Linked DNA regions of Homo sapiens: region 1 is linked to region 2. Evidence: read pairs that join two places in POLR2A ChIA-PET (ENCODE). Cell type or tissue: MCF 10A. All regions are shown on one strand. Each heading gives the region's core, and the rest is flanking DNA. Links, peaks and the distances in the headings are about the cores only.

The links. Peaks named below come from ENCODE experiments on the same cell type or tissue, not always from the same donor. Only the 100,000 strongest peaks of a DNase experiment are listed, where the experiment ranks them.
Region 1: POLR2A ChIA-PET joins it to region 2 with 13 read pairs; 5 of 35 experiments call an interaction of 5 or more read pairs at or near these places.

What each region holds. Positions count from the first base shown.
Region 1 is chr20:18,196,492-18,199,397 of GRCh38, forward strand. No RefSeq gene overlaps it. Among named protein-coding and RNA genes, the nearest start is that of PET117, 60 kb to the left of the region's middle. In MCF 10A, for the core only: a CTCF peak has its summit at 1,065; a DNase peak (open chromatin) is centred at 1,380.
Region 2 is chr20:18,136,518-18,139,423 of GRCh38, forward strand. It overlaps KAT14 (lysine acetyltransferase 14), which reads left to right and starts at 1,346. Exons shown (of 11, transcript NM_001392073.1): 1 at 1,346-1,534. PET117 (PET117 cytochrome c oxidase chaperone) reads left to right here and starts at 1,346. Exons shown (of 2, transcript NM_001164811.2): 1 at 1,346-1,534. The coding sequence starts at 1,439. RefSeq lists a silencer at 1,715-1,834. In MCF 10A, for the core only: no CTCF peak of the experiment used is centred there; a DNase peak (open chromatin) is centred at 1,314.

The DNA of each region.
Region 1 (2,906 bases), core at 276-2,775, 60 kb after region 2:
CTTCAGCCTCCCAAGTAGCTAGGATTACAAGCGCCTGCCACTACACCCGGCTAATTTTTTATTTTATTTTATTTTATTTTTGAGACTGAGTCTTGCACTGTTGTCTGGGCTGAAGTGCAGTGGCACGATCTTGGCTCACTGCAACCTCCACCTCCTGGGTTCAAGCAATTCTCCTGCCTCAGCCTCCCAAGTAGCTGGGATTACAGGCACCCGCCACCATGCTTGGCTAATTTTTTTTGTATTTTTAGTAGAGATGGAGTTTCACTATGCTGGTCAGGCTGGTCTCGAACTCCTGACCTCGTTATCCACCCGCCTTGGCCTCCCAAAGTTCTGGGATTATAGGCGACAGCCACCGCACCCGGCCTAATTTTTTGTATTTTTAGTAAAGATGGGGTTTTGCCATGTTGGCTGTGGCTGGTCTCAAACTTCTGACCTCAGGTGATCAGCCCACCTCAGCCTCCCAAAGTGCTGGGATTACAGGCATAAGCCACCGCGCCCAGCCTACTGTGTGTTTTTTTTTTTTTTTTTTTTTTTTTTTTTTTTGAGACGGAGTCTCACTCTGTCACCCAGGCTGGAGTGCAGTGGTGCAATCTCGGCTCACTGCAAGCTCTGCCTCCCGGGTTCACTCCATTCTCCTGCTTCAGCCTCCCGAGTAGCTGGGACTACAGGTGCCCGCCACCACGCCCGGCTAATTTTTTTGTATTTTTAGTAGAGACAGGTTTCACTGTATTAGCCAGGATGGTCTCGATCTCCTGACCTCGTGATCCTCCGTCCTCAGCCTCCCAAAGTGCTGGGATTACAGGCGTGAGCCATCACGCCCGGCAGCTATTTGTTTTTAAAGACAGATCTAGCTTTAAAAATGGAAGCAACTTGATCAAAATTCTGTTACAAAATTTTTGAAACCATTGAAGTTTAATGTTAGATAAAAAATTAAATTTAGAGAACTACGTGAGAGGCCACGTGCTGATGCCTCCCCACATTATATTTTGCTCGGCAAATAATAATGCCTTTATTTGCTAAAATGCTAGCTTGTGTCAGTGTCTGCAATGGCTTTTCTGTGCAGGAGTAGGTGCTGTTGTCTGCATTAACCAGGTTTTGGACTCCCTGGGAGCTGAGGCAGCTTTTGTCCTCCCCAGCACTTGGCTGAGGCCTGGGCACATAGAGACGCTCAGTTGCCAAGATCCCCAAAGCAGTGACGGCTTGCCTCCGGAGAACAAGTCCTCTGGACAGCTTACCGCTTTCCTCCCCTTCCCAGAGAGCTAAACCAGTGCTTCCCAGCCTTGCCCTGCAAAAACCCCAACACAGAAGGAGGCACCAGCTATGACCTGGCAAGAACTCACATCCTTTGAGGTTTCATTGTTAAAAATTGCAGCTATGGGCCGGGCGCTGTGACTCACACCTGTAATCCCAGCACTTTGGGATGCCGAGGAGGGAGGATCACCTGATGTCAGGAGTCAGACCAGTCTGACCAACATGGTGAAACCCTGTCCTGACTAAAAATGCAAAAATTAGCTGGGCGTGGTGGTGCACGCCTGTAATTGCAGCTACTCAGGAGGCTGAGATAAGAGAATTGCTTGAACCTGGCAGGTGGAGGTTGCAGTGAGCCGAGATTGTGCCACTGCACTCCAGCCTGGGCAGCAGAGTGAGACTCCGTCTCAAAAAAACAAAAAAAATTACAGGTATGTTATATTCTGCTCTTTAAGTATATCTGATTGTTTTAATATTAAAATGGATTTTTTCACTCCAAAGCTTTGGGTAGAATTGAAACCCTAAGAAGATGGGCAGTTTTAGCTTATGGTTTGGGACACTCTATGAGCCTCCAGAGAGAGAGAGTGTGCGCACAAGCACACACACAAATGTGCACTATCAATCTGAAATTTCATTCTTTTCCTCTTAATGAATAATCAAGGAGTTCAAGACACACTTGTTTTCACTTTGACACTATAATTCGTTTCATTTTGAGAAAGAGAATTTTGAGTTGAAGATAAATGACAGTTGAAAAGCAAACGTGCTACTAATATGTTCACATTTGCCCAAAATGTCTAGTATTCCAGTTAAACTGAATATTGCTAAAGGTTCAATTAAATGAAAAGATATGTCCAGTGAAGGACATTAGGCTCCAAGTGGGATAAAAAGAAAAAGCCTGATCTTAGAAGGTCTTGAGGAAGCAAGGATTGTTGGCAACATGGGCCCTTGAGATTAAGCCTTAGGCTATGGCCTCATGCCTCTGAGTACAGTAGTTGCTTACCACTGAGGAGCAGACACTACTCAGCTCTTGCAGAGCCAGTGCTAGGCTGGGCTTGGTAAAAACAGCAAAGGTCACAAAGCATTAAGCAGACAATATTAGGTGCTAAAAATACAAAAATAACGGAAGCTCCCATTTCTGAACTCCTCTTTCTCCAGCAGCCCTATGAGGTGGTCCTGTAATTGCCTCTATTTTATGAAGAGAAAACTGAGGCTTCAGAGGTTAAGTAACTCCCCAAGGATGCACAGATAGTAAGCAGAAGATAGCATCTAAGTCCAGGCTAGAATGGGCCTCTCAGCCAGCCCCCTCCTTGTCTGCAGAAGTGAGTAAGATGTAGGAGGAAAATCATCCAAGGCCAAAGAGGCCCTTGAACCCTGGATAGGGACTCATGATTCAGAGCCCAGCCATATACTTCCCATTCACTTTGCTGGTGGGACCTCTAACTTCTTGTTTAGATATTTGATTGCTGGTCTCCCAAGTCAAGTTTCTTAATCTGAGGTGGTTGTATGCAAAGGCAAGTGTATATGAGTATGAGAGTATGAATGTATTTCTGGGGAGAGGGCCTGAAGCTTTATCAGATCTTCAAAGGGGTATGTGAGACAAATAGTAGTAATTAGCCCTGTTTAGATGCAGACTCGAGGCCGGGCGTGGTGGCTCACAC
Region 2 (2,906 bases), core at 231-2,730:
CTCTAAGGACATACAGCTCTGTTGAAGGCTCACTGATTTACAGGGGAAAATATCTAGGATATACCACGAATAAAAAGAAGTCTAATATAATTTTTAAAGAGAAATATGCAAATACACCCTGAACTGAATTTCTTCTCAAAGTTCATTACAGCAAGAACTCCATTTTCCAATTCAGTGGTACATTCTCTCTAGGCTGCAAAAAATGCTGTGGACAAAATGACATTTGGAAAAGGTATCTTTAAAGATACCTTTAAGAGCAATAGTCCCCTTATGCCATTTACGCTCACATAAGAGACTGGAATAGCAAAGCACTATGAACAGTAATGAATGTTGTAAAACTCCCTGGTGAGGCTTAATCAATACTGCCTATAGCCGTGTCCACCGGAAGAAGCTCGTTCTCTGTGAATTCTAGTGGGAAAGAATGATTGAATGATGAACACGTTTTCACTGGTTGCTCTATCAGATACTTAAAAGTTTCTGGGAGGCCTTGCCTTTTTTACCCGAGGAAGAAGTGAAAATGCGTCTTGCACAATTGCTTAACTATTCCCAACGCAAGACTTCTTTATATCATTTATTTCCCTTGTATTACTGGCGCGGAAACTTGGGTGTAAAAGTGATCACAAAGATTACATGGGGCCAGGCGCGGTGGCTCACGCCTGTAATCCTCTCGGGAGGCTGAGGCAGGAGAATCGCTTGAATCCGGTAAGGTTGCAGTGAGCCGAGATCGCGCCACTGCACTCCAGCCTGGGCGATAGACAGAGACTCTGTATCAAAATTATAATAATAATAATAATAATAATCCGAGCCTGACCAGTCGCCCCACAGCGTCAAGGTGAAACCAGGTGACCGCGACTACAGCGTTTAATAATGGGTCCTCAGGCAAAAACTCCACGGATGGGAACCCCGCGCCTCTGAAGCTGCCTAACGAGGCGGTCTCCTGGTGGCGCCTGCCCCGCCAAAGGAGCAATGAGGGGGCTGCGTTTAGGCGAAGCCGGTATTGGGCGAAGCTTCTGGATCAGTCAGGGGCTCAGAAGGGACGTCTGTGGGAGAGGGGTCAGCACGGTATCCAGACCCCGCCCGGGGTGAGGTTGGTACTGAACTGACTGAGGGGCATGGAACCCCCACCCTCCACCCTGGTAAGGTGCCGGGGCCAGTTTGGGCCGGGACTCCTAGAATTTGAATCGGGGGTGGTCTAACGCTGTCGCCTGCGGGGTGTGCAGGAGGCCCCTAGTGAAGCCAAGAGTTCGTAGAGCCTGGGCGCCGCTCTATGCTCGGCTCTCGATTGCTCACGCCTGGCAGCGGCGAGCGGCGCACGCGACGGCTGGGGCTCTGCGCTCGAGGGGTCGAGCCTGGGCAGTACAGGCGGCGGTGCGCACTCTGCGGCGGCCTCTGCGCCTCGGGCGGGCGGGAGAGAGAGGCCGCGGCCGCCAGCGTGGGGATGTCTAGGAGCTCGAAGGTGGTGCTGGGCCTCTCGGTGCTGCTGACGGCGGCCACAGTGGCCGGCGTACATGTGAAGCAGCAGTGGGACCAGCAGGTCGGTGTCACGTGACCGTCTCTTCCGGGCCCGCGCGCGCGGCGTCGACCTGGGGCCTCTCGTGGTCTCTGCCCGCTCGGTTCCTCAGCTCCTCTTCGTGTCTTTCCCCCGCGGTGGCGCGGCCCTGCACCCCACGCGTTTGCGGCTGCGGCCGGCGGCCGCTCTGCTGGGCTCCGGGCGCTGCAGCTCCCGGCGGGCGTGTGCAGCCCGCAGATTCAGGACGACCCGGCTGCCCGGCTTAGCGCCTTTGGAGCTCCGCGCTGAAGGGGCCTTGCTCCGCACAGGCACGGCACGCAAGCTTTTGGGGTGCCCAGTGGCTCTGTTTTCAAGTCACAGCCGGCCCGCAGGGTGCGGACCTTTCCACATCTCACTTGGGCCGCTAGAAAATAGAAGGTGGGGAAGGAGTTTCTTGGGGTGCATTCTGCAAGCTACCAGCCTCCCTCCTGGCCCAAGGTTGGGGTTAAAGCCTAATGTGTTTTACGTGCTATTGATTTTATCCCATGGTAAGGGAGCCCCCCTTCCCCGTACTCACTCTCCATGCCTTTGACCAAGATAATTTGGTGAGATGTTTGCACTTCTCGTTTAAATGAACAGTTTGCTATGGAAACTAGAATCTGGGAACGATAGAGATAACAGTCTCCAGATTTTTTTTTTTGGTACTTTTATTTCAGGAAATATCCGTGACCTGCTGATCAGCAGTGACTATTCTGTCCTCTCAGTTCATATTTTCTTTCTTATTCAAGTTGACAGACCTTTAATGGGTGATTACTGTGTGGAAGCTACCTCACTAAGCACCTTGGGAATACAAAGATAAGGAAACTCCACTCTTCCAGAGTCTATCAGTGATTCACGACCTTGCTGAGAACAGGGTCATTGGTGAATTTTCAGAAAACAACTTGGCAGTGATTGGGGTTGAACCTAGTTCACCAAGGGTGAAAATAATGGACTGGATGAATCAAGAGTAAACAGTCTTTTCTTGATTTGCCTACCCAGACCTTTGGACTGTGCTATGTGCTTGATATACAGAGATGAAGTGGATGAGGTCTTTGTTCTTGGTGTTCACAGACTGTGGAAATTAGAAGAGAGGAAGCATGTGATGGTACAAGAATTTTGACGAGGGGTTGAGATGACTTAACAATGAAAGGGCACAGGAGAGATCAGAGATTTGGGATTAAAATGTGCTCCTAAGGGGCTGGCTTTTGGAATAGAGGCAGAAGACTTCCGCCTCTTACAAGGAAAAGTAAAAGATGTTGATCCTGGGAAAACTTGAGATGGAGTAAAATTTAGTATGACAGATGATCTGACGTCAGTGAAGTGATGTTTGAAGGGTTTGGGTAGGGATGGATTAGAGCTTGGCTTTGGACCCTAACTG